Linked DNA regions of Homo sapiens: all the other regions are linked to region 3. A link is an interaction called in ENCODE POLR2A ChIA-PET data of the cell type or tissue named here. Cell type or tissue: GM12878. All regions are shown on one strand.

Evidence for each region. Peaks named below come from ENCODE experiments on the same cell type or tissue, not always from the same donor. Only the 100,000 strongest peaks of a DNase experiment are listed, where the experiment ranks them.
Region 1: POLR2A ChIA-PET joins it to region 3 with 6 read pairs; 4 of 35 experiments call an interaction of 5 or more read pairs at or near these places.
Region 2: POLR2A ChIA-PET joins it to region 3 with 6 read pairs; 2 of 35 experiments call an interaction of 5 or more read pairs at or near these places.

Annotation. Positions count from the first base shown.
Region 1 is chr12:123,197,137-123,201,136 of GRCh38, reverse strand. MPHOSPH9 (M-phase phosphoprotein 9) reads left to right here. Exons shown (of 24, transcript NM_022782.4): 12 at 2,803-2,890. Among named protein-coding and RNA genes, the nearest start is that of MPHOSPH9, 34 kb to the left of the region's middle. In GM12878, no CTCF peak of the experiment used is centred here; no DNase peak of the experiment used is centred here.
Region 2 is chr12:123,480,952-123,484,951 of GRCh38, reverse strand. It overlaps RILPL1 (Rab interacting lysosomal protein like 1), which reads left to right. Exons shown (of 7, transcript NM_178314.5): 6 at 680-772. Among named protein-coding and RNA genes, the nearest start is that of SNRNP35, 25 kb to the right of the region's middle. In GM12878, no CTCF peak of the experiment used is centred here; no DNase peak of the experiment used is centred here.
Region 3 is chr12:123,338,912-123,342,911 of GRCh38, reverse strand. SBNO1 (strawberry notch homolog 1) reads left to right here. Exons shown (of 32, transcript NM_001167856.3): 5 at 1,824-1,924. Among named protein-coding and RNA genes, the nearest start is that of MIR8072, 24 kb to the left of the region's middle. RefSeq lists a silencer at 1,521-1,744. In GM12878, no CTCF peak of the experiment used is centred here; a DNase peak (open chromatin) is centred at 2,181.

The sequences.
Region 1 (4,000 bases), 140 kb after region 3:
ACAGCTTTCATTTTGCATTTAGTAGTGTGGGGGTACAATGGTAGGGAAAAGTAATTTGAAAAAGAGCCAAACCAAAAGAAAAGAGACAGGTTTAGGTTTTTTACGACACAAACAGTAGATAGCAGGTTATGGGAAGTTGGTTTTTTTATTATTGTTTTTGTTTAGAAGGCAAAGATGAGGCTGAGTGTGGTGGCTCACACCTGTAATCCCAGCAGTTTGGGAGGCCGAGGCAGGCAGATCACTAGAGGTTAGGAGTTCAAGACCAGCCTAGACAACATATTGAAACTCTGTCTCTACTAAATATACAAAAAGCAGCTGGATGTGGTGGTGCGCACCTGTAGTCCCAGATACTCGGGAGGCTGAGGCAGGAGAATCACTTGAACCCGAGAGGCAGAGGTTACAGTGAGCCGAAATTGTGTCACTGCACTCCTGCACTCCAGCCTGGGCGACAGAGTGAGACTCAGTTTCAAAAAAAAAAAAAAAAATGCAAAGATGACTGTAGTTACTTCCTGTAGGAAAACAAGTATGAAAGAAGCCCGCCAGTGAACTTTTGAAGATTAAAAACAGTCCTAAAGAAGGTACCTAGAATAAATTATAGCCAGTCAAAACATTTTTATGACTAGAAGATGTTTGAGCGTGTAGGGCAATGAGCAAATATAGGTGGAGCAAATTGGAAGCCAGGGTTTTAAGTAAATGGCTGTATTATAGCAGTTAATAACAGTGGCAGGCTTGGTTACTGGAGTAGATGTAATCACTGTGTAAAATGAATAGCAGTACATTATTTTCTCCTCTTCCCAAAAAAGATTTGATCTGGCTTATGGTTAAAAAAAAAAAAAGCTGTGTTACAGAGGACAGTAGAAACAAAATACGTGGCAGTCATTTAGAACTGGAGAAATGATTTCCCCCAAGATAAAAAACCATTGTTATCAGTGTATACACTGGTTTTTTCCAAACTTAAAATTGCAAATTGGAGAATCCCCCTGGTGTTACAAATGGAGCCATTAGCCAGCTGTGATATCAGATTACTATGTCACGGATTTAGAACTTGGGACAGTGATCCTCTGGCACATTAGAATCCATAGTACTGAAAAAAGTCAAATACAATTAACACACACTTGATTATTTGAGTGATTTTTTTTCAAGAATAGTCTCATCAGTATTTCATGTCTGTGCCGCATTAATGCACAGTGGTTAGGATCATGAACTAGGAGTGCCCAGCTTATGTTCCCAGTGTGACTGCTTACAATCTGTGTGACTTTCAGTGAGGAACTGAACTGTCTTTGTTTTCTCAACTGTAAAATGGGATCAATGATAATCTTTTTTTCTTTCTTTCTTTTTTTTTTTTTTTGAGATGGAGTCTCTGTCGCCTAGGCTGGAGTACAGTGGTGCTGTCTCGGCTCACTGCAAGCTCCGCCTCCCAGGTTCATGCCATTCTCCTGCCTCAGCCTCCCGAGTAGCTGGGACTACAGGCGCCCGCCACCATGCCCGGCTAATTTTTTGTATTTTAGTAGAGACGGGGTTTCACCGTATTATCCAGGATGGTTTAGCCAGGATGGTCTCGATCTCCTGACCTTGTGATCCACCGGCCTCGGCCTCTCAAAGTGCTGGGATTACAGGCGTGAGCCACCATGCCTGGCTGGGACCAATGATAGTCTTAATGGACAGAATTGTGAGGATAAACGAAACGTGCTTAAAGACCTGGTGTATAGTCAGTGCTAAATAAATAAAGCTTTTATTATTCATACTATGTTAAACACCGAGTCAAGATGGTAACTGAATTCTTCTATGTATTTTGTTATTTTGAGGATCTGTGATAATTAACTTTACAAAGGAAGTTAATTATAAGAATAGTTATATTCGTGCTAAATTCGAAATAGTACAGAAGGTCATAATATGAAAAGTAAATTGGATCGCATGAGTCCAGGAGTTTGAGACCAGCCTGGGCAACAAAGTGAGATCCCATCTCTACAAAAAATCAAATTAGCTGTGTGTGGTGGTGCATACTCAGGAGGTTGAGGCAGGAGGGTTGCTTGATCCCAGAAGGTTAAGTCTGCAGTGAACCGTGATTGCACCACTGTACTTCAACCTGGGTTATGGAGTGAGATCCTGTCTCAAAAAAAGAAAGAAAAAAGTAAATCTCCCTACCCCAACCTCTAGTCCCAAATCCCAAATCCAAATTTAATTTTTTGCATTTTTCCAGAAATCATAATGCATATATATAGATACAGATTTTTTTCAAGCTAAGATCAAGCTATTTTATGCATGTCTTTTTTTTATATCTTTTAAAAAAATTATTTTAGGCTTTTTTTTTTTTTTTTTTTTTTTTTGAGACAGGTTCTCACTCTGTCACTCAGGCTGGAGTGCAGTGTTGTGATCTCAGCCCGCTGCAACCTCAGCCTCCCAGGTTCAAGCCACCCTCCCACCTCAGCCTCCTGAGTAGCTGGGACTACAGGCACATGCCACCATGCCCAGCTAATTTTTGTATTTTTAGTAGAGATAGGGTTTCACCATGTTGGCCAGGCTGATCTTGAACTCCTGGCCTCAAGTGATCTGCCTGCCTCAGCCTCCCAAAGTGTTAGTATTACAGGTGTGAGCCACTGTGCCTGGCCAATTTTAGCCTTTTCTCTACATACTATATTATTAGATTCATTGGGCTATATTCTATTAAAATGGCATCCTGAGTCTTAGTTAACACTGGAGAATTTGTCTTATGTTATATATTAGAGAATTGGTTAGATTTATGTAATACTTTTAAGGGTAATAATTTTATCTTCTAATTGAAGCTAAATTTATGGTTTTTAGATGTGGCCAATTAGATAGTGCTTTGCATGAAGCTACTAGTCGCGTGAGAACACTTGAAAATAAGAATAACTTACTGGAAATTGAAGTGGTAAGTACTCTTTTTTTGGTGGGTGTTCTGGTGAGACAAATGAATTATTTCGTGATAACATCAGTTATGTTTCTTGTCTTTTTAAGGAAGGCTTATGAAGTTTATATTTTTAGTGCTGTTGGCTTCATATAATGCTATAAACTTTACCCTTTTTTTTTTTTTTGAGACGGAGTCTCGCTCTGTTGCCCAGGCTGGAGTGCAGTGGCGCGGTCTTGGCTCACTGCAAGCTCCGCCTCCCGGGTTCACGCCATTCTCCTGCCTCAGCCTCCTGAGTAGCTGGGACTACAGGCGCCCTCCACCACGCCCAGCTAATTTTTTGTATTTTTTAGTAGAGACGGGGTTTCACCGTGTTAGCCAGGATGGTCTCGATCTCCTGACCTTGTGATCCTCCTGCCTCGGCCTCCCAAAGTGCTGGGATTACAGGCGTGAGCCACTGCACCCTTTTTTTTTTTTTTTCTTTTTTTTGAGATGGAGTCTCGCTCTGTCGCCCAGGCTGTAGTGCAGTTGCGCGATCTCAGCTCACTGCAACCTTCGCCTCCCAGGTTCAGGCGATTCTCCTGCCTCAGCCTCCCTAGTAGCTGGGACTACAGGTGCATGCCACCGTGCCCAGCTAATTTTTGTGTTTTTACTAGAGATGGGGTTTCACCATGGGGGTCAGGCTGGTTTGTAATGCCTGACCTCGTGATCCACCCACCTCGGCCTCCCAGAGTGCCGGGATTACAGGTGTGAGCCACCGCACCTGGCCTAAACTTTACCCTTTTAAAACTTACCTTTTGGCCAGGTGTGGTGGCTCATGTCAGTAATCCTAGCACTTTGGGAGGCTGAGGTGGGAGAGTTGCTTGAGCCCAGGAGTTCGAGACCAGCCTGGGTAACATACAGAGACCTCTGTCTCTACAAATTAGCTGGGCATGGTGGTGCACAGCTGTGGTCCCAGCTACTCGGGAGACTGAGGCAGGAGGATGACTTGATCCCAGGAAGTTGAGGCTGCAGGGATCATGATTGCGCCACAGCACTGTAGCCTGGGCAAGAGAGCATGACCCTGTCTCAAAAAAAAATTTTTTTTTAATTTTTTGCAATATAATTTGCATACCATAAAACTTACCCTTTTAA
Region 2 (4,000 bases), 140 kb before region 3:
CGCGGTGGCTCATGCCTGTCATCCCAGCACTTTGCGAGGCCGAGGCAGGCGGATCACTTGAACCCAGGACTCGAAACCAGCCTGGGCAACATAGTGGGACCCCCATCTCTACACAAAAATTTTTAAAAATTAGCCAGGTATGGTGGCTCACCCTGTAGTCCCAGCCACTTGGGAGGCTGAAGCAGGAGGATCATTTCAGCCCAAGGTCAAGGCTGCAGTGAGCTATGTATGTTTGTACCACTGCACTCGAGCCTGGGCAACAGAATGAGACCCTGTCTCAAAAAAAAAAAAAAAAAAAAAAGATGGGAGAGTGGGAGAGATCACTTCTTCGAGTTTGTGGATGGGGTGGAAATCGGAAGGCCTCCTGGAGGAAGCAGCATTTGAACTGGGCCTTCCTGAAAGGATAGGGTAGTATTTAGATATGGGAGATGTTGAGGAGTGACAGGTATATTCTGGGTAGAAGAAACCACAGAGGTGTAGCGACAGGGAAGCCTGTGTAAGGACAGGAAACGGGGAGTGGTTCTATTTGGCTGGACTCTTCAGAATAAACTGGAAATACAGATGCGGGTCCCCTAAAAAGCATGCACCCTCTCAGACCATCAGACACTTCTCTTCTGGAATGTTCCAGTTCTCAAGGAACTTTTGACTCTTTTATCTCACGCCTCTCATCTCCTTCCAGTGAAGAAATGGAAGAGGAAAACCGAATACCCCAACCCCCACCCATCGCCCACCCGAGGACGTCCCCCCAGCCGGAGTCGGGCATCAAGCGACTGTAAGTGATGCGCTGCCAGCTTCTGCGCTCGGCTGACCTGGCGGTTCACGTGTCCTTTGACTTTTCCTCCTTGGCACCTGCTCCCAGGGCCAGGCTTGTGACTAACCACATCCTGCTGAGACGTCTGGCCTGGCCCCCGACTTTGAGTTCATCTCCCTTCCTGAATGCTGAGTCCCTCCTGGGGGTCTCTGGGCAGAGAGGTTTGGGGAGTGCGGGAGGCGAGAGGGGAGAGGCTTGGGCCAGTGGCTGATACTCAGGAGCTTGCTGGAGTGTGTTTCATGGGGGTGGGGTGCATCTCTGGGCCTTTGAGGACAGGAAATAAGGGTAGCGAGGTAGGGGTGGGTTGTGCATCTGAAGCTTGAGACCTCAGCTCTGAGATGTCAGGTGGCCCTGGGTCCACCCCATCTATGCAGTTCTCTGATGACTCATCCATGTAGCCCTCTGTCCATTAAGCAGGGGTTACTGCATAACGCATGCAGAGTCAGGCCTTGGTTGCTGCAGGAGAACCCCGCAAAAAAGAGTGACCTAGTCCCTGCCCTCAACTAGACTTTAAGCTACTTCAGTGGTTCTTGGCATCAACAGATTCCTTTGAGGTTGTGATAAAACCTCCTGAAATTTCCCCCAGAGAAATCTGTAAAATTTGTGAACAATTTCAGGAGGTTCATGGACCTCTAAGACTCTTCAGATAAAGGGTTAACACCTCTGGTTTTGTTAGACAGTATCTACTAAGAAGCTAACACGTGCTGGGTCCTGTTCCCACAGAATATCTCATTGAGTCCTCAGCATGGTGTTGTGGGGTGGAAGCATCATCATTCCCATTTTATAGTTAAGGAAACAGAGGCACCTGCCTAGGGTCATTCAGCTAATAAGAGGCAGAACCAGGGCTCAAACCCAGGTAGCCTGGCCCCAGAGCCCACACTGTGAGCTCTCTGCAAGACAGCCTTGTGCTTGCAGTGTTGGAGCTGCATTCTCTCCCCTGAGACGGTCTTCCAGGCTCTGGGCCTGCCTTCCAGTTCTATCCAAGGCTTAGTACAGAAGAGGTTTCAGTTCTTTCCTCCAAAACCCACAAGAAACTTTGTGAAAACAGGGCGTGTGGGTTGGAAAGCCAGTCGGATCGTGTAGGGAGAGGAAGTGGAGTGTTACCCATATACCCCAACCTTTAAAATCCAGTTATGTTTGGAAATTCTTGGTTAGTTCTTGCCCTGTGAGTAGACAATGCAGAGCCGTGCAGGTTTGTCACTGCTGGGCCCTCTCCTCTTAGAAAATGGTGCCCTTGGGGCTGGGTGCGGTAGCTCACACCTGTAATCTCAGCATTTTGGGAGGCAGAGGTGGGAGGATCACTTGAGCTCAGGAGTTCAAGACCAACCTGGGCAACATGGTGAAACCACCTCTCTACAAAAAATACAAAAATTAGCTGGGTATGGTCCCAGCTACTTGGGAGGCTGAAGTGGGAGGATTGTTTGAGCCCAGGAGGTTGAGGCTTCAGTGAGCCAAGATTGTACCACTGCACTCCAGCTAGGGTGACAGAGCGAAACCCTGTCTCGAAAAAAAAAAAAAAAGAGAGAGAGAGAGGGATAAAAAAGAAAGAAAGAAAATGATGCCCTTTGCTGGGCATGGCAGCTCACATCTGTAATCCCAGCACTCTGAAAGGCCAAGGCAGAAGGATCACTTGAGGCCAGGAGTTTGAGACCAACCTGGGCCACGTAGTGAGACTCTGTCTCTACAAAAAAATTTAAAATTAGCCGGATATTGCTAGAGAGTACAGGCTGGTGCACGACTCCCTTCCAGCTTCATTCAGGCTGCTTAGGAGTTTGGCCCCAGGTCCCTGATGCACTGGGGAGGGAGTGTGGCCCCAGTTCTGGTTAGAGATAAACATTTCCTAGGGAAGACGCATGGCACCAGAAAAGCTTCCTCTAGATCCCAACACCATTTAGATCATGGATTCAGTAGTAACCTTCCATTTGCAATTGAAACTCAACTCAAAGTAACCTAAGAAAACGAATTTGGAGGCCAGGCGCAGTAGCTCACGCCTGTAATCCCAGCACTTTGGGAGGTCTAGGTGGGTGGATCATGAGGTCAGAAGTTCAAGACCAACCTGGCCAACATGGTGAAACCTCATTTCTACTAAAACTACAAAAATTAGCTGGGCGTGGTGGTCACATGCCTGTAGTCCCAGCTACTCAGGAGGCTGAGGCAGGAAAATTGCTTGAACCCGGGAGGCAGAGGTTGCAGTGAGCTGAGATTGTGCCATTGTACTCCAGCCTCTGAGCGACAGAGCGAGACTCCATCTCAAAAAAGAAAAAAGAAAACAAAACAAATTTGGGGCTGGGCTCGGTGGCTCAGGCTTGTAATCCCAGCACTTTGGGAGGCCGAGGCGAGTGGATCAGCTGAGGTCGGGAGTTTGAGACCAGCCTGACCAATACGGAGAAACCCCATCTCCACTAAAAATACAAAAATCAGCCGGGCGTGGTGGCACACACCTGTAATCCCAGCTACTTGGGAGGCTGAGGCAGGAGAATCGCTTGAACCTGGGAGACAGAGGTTGCAGTGAGCCAAGATCGTGCCATTGCACTCCAGTTTGGGCAACAAGAGTGAAACTCCGCCTCAAAAAAAAAAAAAAGAAAACAAATTTGGCTAAGGAACTAAAAGTTCCAACTTGCCACAGCGTGGGGCTCAGCTGGATCCAGGCCTTGTTTCCTCCACCCCTGGCTTGGTTTTCCTCTGTGGGCTCCATTCTTGGGTGTCCAGTCCAGCCTGAGGATGGCAGCATGGCAGCCCTTGGCTCAGGTTTCATTTTCTTTCTTTCTTTTTTTTTTTTTTTGAGAGGGAGTCTCACTCCATTGCCGAGGCTGGAGTGCAGTGGCACAATCTCAGCTCACTGCAGCCTCCACCTCCCGGGTTCAAGCAGTTCTCTCCTGTCTCAGCCTCCCGAGTAGCTGGGATTAGAGGCATCTGCCTCTACGCCCGGCTAAGTTTTGTAATTTTAGTAGAGACGGAGTTTCACCATGTTGGCCAGGCTGGTCTCTAACTCCTGACTTCAGGTGATCCACCCGCCTCGGCCTCCCAAAGTGCTGGGATTACAGGCGTGAGCCACCGCGCCCGGCCAGGTTTCATTTTCTTCTGTCTGAAACTCCAGTGCAGAGTCTCTGTTCCCAAGATTTCCATCAGTCACAGAAATGAGTCCCATTGGCTCCAGCTGGGTCACATGACTATCCCTAACCCAATCAC
Region 3 (4,000 bases):
AAATACTCTTCATCTTTTGCTAGAATAGATGAAATGCTGATCAGCTCTCCTGATGTTAGCACTCTCTTCCCTAAAGGCAGTGATTTCCGCACCTCTATCTCAAGAATTCCAGGTACTGTGAGGACTTCAGGGATTCTTGGAGGCTGAAGGCTGGTTCCAGGGGTTCTGGACTGGATACCTCCCACCCCTATTCAGTCAAGTAGCTCTGCTGATTGATAAGTGGATTCTGAGATTTTATTGCTATATTTAAAAGAGTTTGAAAACCAGTGGTATAGAAGAAAGTGTTCATTGTTTAGATCTTTACTCTGGGAGCAGGAGGAAGTAAGGAGTTCCCAAATTGATTTTTCTTCTTCTAGAAATAATTATTTTGCCTTGAAAATTAGTAAGTACCACCAGATCACATGAAATTGATTCTGTTTGGGTGATAACCCCAGGTTTTGGGTTTTTTTGTTTTTTTTCTTTTTTGAGAGTCTTGATCTGTCGCCCAGGCTGGAGTGCAGTGGCGCGATCTCGGCTCATTGCAGGCTCTGCCTCCTGTTTTCATGCCATTCTCCTGCCTCAGCCTCCCTAGTAGCTGGGACTACAGGCGCCCGCCACCACGCCCAGCTAATTTTTTTTTGTATTTTTTTAAATTTTAATTAATTAATTAATTAATTTTTTTGAGACAGAGTTTTACTCTTGTTGCCCAGGCTGGAGTTCAATGATGCAATCTCAGCTCACTGCAGCCTCCGCCTCCCGGGTTCAAGCAGTTCTCTGCCTCAGCCTCCCAAGTAGCTGGGATTATGAGCATGCGCCACCATGCCCGGCTAATTTTGTATTTTTAGTAGAGACTGGGCCTCCTCGGCCTCCCAAAGTGCTGGGATTACAGGCGTGAGCCACTGCGCCGGCCTTGTTTATTTTTAATGAGTCAAATGAAGTGTCTCAAAGTAATGCTGGCTTTTGGGTATCTTTCTGATAAATAATTTTCAAGCTTCCCTTGCACACGTTCCTTTTGAGTTGTTTTCTAAAGTTAATTCTTTACTTCCATAAAGACACATGGGTTTACATGTTTTCATGCCTGTGCTTAATTTAAATTAGTAATAGAGGCCAGGTGCGGTGGCTCACGCCTGTAATCCCAGCACTTTGGGATGCCAAAGTGGGCAGATCACCTGAGGTTGGGAGTTCAAGACCAGCCTGACCAACATGGAGAAACTCCGTTTTTACTTAAAAAAAAAATTACAAAATTAGGCAGGCATGGTGGCGCATTCCTGTAATCCCAGCTACTTGGGGGTCTGAGGCAGGAGAATCGCTTGAACTCGGGAGGAGGAGGTTGCAGTCAGCTGAGATTGCGCCAACGCACTCCATCCTGGGCAACAAGAGTGAAACTCCAAAAATAAATAAATAAAAATAAATTAGTTATAGGCAGATTGACATTCTTTGGTTTTTGAAATATGTAAACTTCTGGGTTTTTTATTTTTATTTTTTTAGACAAAGTCTTGTTCTGTCACCCAGGCTGAAGTGCAGTGGTGCAATCTCGGCTCATTTCAACCTCCACCTCCCAGGTTCAAGCAATTCTCTGCCTCAGTCTCCCGAGTAGCTGGGATTACAGGTGCCCGCCACCACGCCCAGCTTGTTTCTGTATTTTTAGTAGAGATGCGGTTTCACAATCTTGGCCAGGCTGGTCTTGAACTCCTGACCTTGTAATTCACCCGCCTTGGTGTCCCAAAAATGCTGGGATTACAGGTGTGAGCCACCGCAGCAGCCTTAAACTTCTGGATTTTTAAATAATGGGAAAATAAGTTCAGAATTTTCTTCTAAATGTAATTTGACTTTTTCCTCCTCAGCTGATGTAAGCAATGGTACAGTAAAGAAAGAGTCTTCTAATAAAGAAGGAGCTAGAATGTGGATAAACGACATGAAGATGAGGAGTTTTTCCCCAACCATGGTGAGTTTCAAATAACTGTGTCTTTATTTTTGTGTAGTATGAGAGTGTACTCAACTAAAAGTGTTCTATATGGAACAACCCTCAGAAAGCTGTTTTTGGGTTGGGAAGAAGCTATACAGGCGTGGGAACTAATGGATATGCTTAAACCTCGCTGGAGTAATATAGATACTAACCAGGGTGGTTAAAACTTGCAGATTGATGGAGTGTGGCACTAACATGCAGTACTGATATCTTACTGTTAAAAATCTCATCTGAGCAGAAAAAAAGACAATGTGGGGTTAACGAAAAGTATTTGATAACTGTGTTCATTTTAGGACCGAACTTGAATAGAAAGCTCATAATGCATTGACAGATCATATAATGATCTGGTTATGAGTGATTCTTTTTTTTTTTTTTTTTTTTTTTTGAGACAGAGTCTTACTCTTATCGCCCAGGCTGGAGTGCAGTGGTGCTATCTTGGCTCACTGTAACCTCCACCTCCCAGGTTCAAGTGATTCTCCCACCTCAGCCTCTCAAGTAGCTGGGATTACAGGCATGTGCCACCATGCTTGGCTAATTTTTGTATTTTTAGTAGAAATGGGGTTTCACCATGTTGGCCAGGATGGTCTCGAACTCCTGACCTCAGGTAATCTGCCCGCCTCAGCCTCCGAAAGTGCTGAGATTACAGGCGTGAGCCACTGCACCCGGCCTGGTTAGAATTCTTAACATTTTGAAAATGCTGTATGCTTTGGATCAATTGATTCCATACATTTATTTAATAAATTCTCCATGTATAACATTGTTAATATGTAGTAGGTTTCTACAAGAAGTATATTTATTACATGATTCTACCTTCAGTAAGCAAAATTTGACAACCATCTGGATTAAGTAGTAATAATGAAAAGTACATCAAATGGTATGCAATGTGCTACTCACAATAAAGGTTAGGAATTTGGAGGAAGAGGTGACCTTCCTGAACTCTAGTGGCCTGGTGGACTTTATGGAGAGGGAATAATGGAGCTTGGGTTTTGAGTATGACGAGACTTTGAGGTGGGATATTAGGAAGGGAGCTAAAGGATTAATGGGCACAGAGGGGAGGTAGTGAGTATGTGCTTCGGTGAAAATAAGCCAGGAAGCTTAGCTTGTAGAAAGAAGTGGGAATAGTAGGTCTGGGCTCCATGGAGGGTCCTGAATTGAGGTTTTTATTGTTGTTGTTGTTTTTGAGATGGAGTCTTGCTCTGTTGACCAGGCTGGAGTGTAGTGGTGCAATCTTGGCTCACTGCAATCTCCGCCTCCCAGGTTCGAGCGATTCTTCTGCCTCAGCTTCCTGAGTAGGTGGGATTACAGGTGCCCACCACCAGCCCTGGCTAATTTTTGTGTTTTTAGTAGAGACGGGGTTTTACCACATTGGCCAGGCTGGTCTCGAATACCTGACCTCAAGTGATCCCTCCAGCTCGGCCTCCCAAAGTGCTGGGAGGCCAAGGTGCCCTGTGCTGAATTGAGTTTGAAGGACTTTGGACTTAGTCTAGCACCATTGAGCCAGTAGACATGGAGGGACCTGTTAGTGATTCAGGAGAAGTTGGGGTGCAGACTGAGTAAAGGGGTAGGGAAGACAGATTCGGGATGAGTAGGAGTAGGCAAAAGAGAGAGGTTGGAAAGTTGGTTAACCTAAGGGGGAAGTAAGAAGGGGTACTAGAGACCTTGCAGAGGGGATTGAAAAACGGAGAGGGGAAAGGAAAAAAAGAGATGACTGTACATAACGATACCAAAAGAATTTTGGGACTTGGTTCTAGAATATGGAATTGGAGACAGTGCAGCAAACTGTAGCTGAGGTTTTGAATGGGAACCAGGAGAACAATAGTGCTACTGGCGGTACCCAGTTTACTTAGTGATTGTCTACCAACAGCACTTGGAAGGTGATTTTTGGAAACTAAGAATGCATATTTCTTCAAGAAATGTTTTATGTGGTTCTCACATTTCCATTTCAGTCCATTATATACCAAAAGTTTTTTATTGGCTTAGCAGTTAAGTAACATCTCAGAGAGACTGCAAACTGATAGCCCATCAACCAAACTAGTCGGGGAGGGGGGGGGGGGC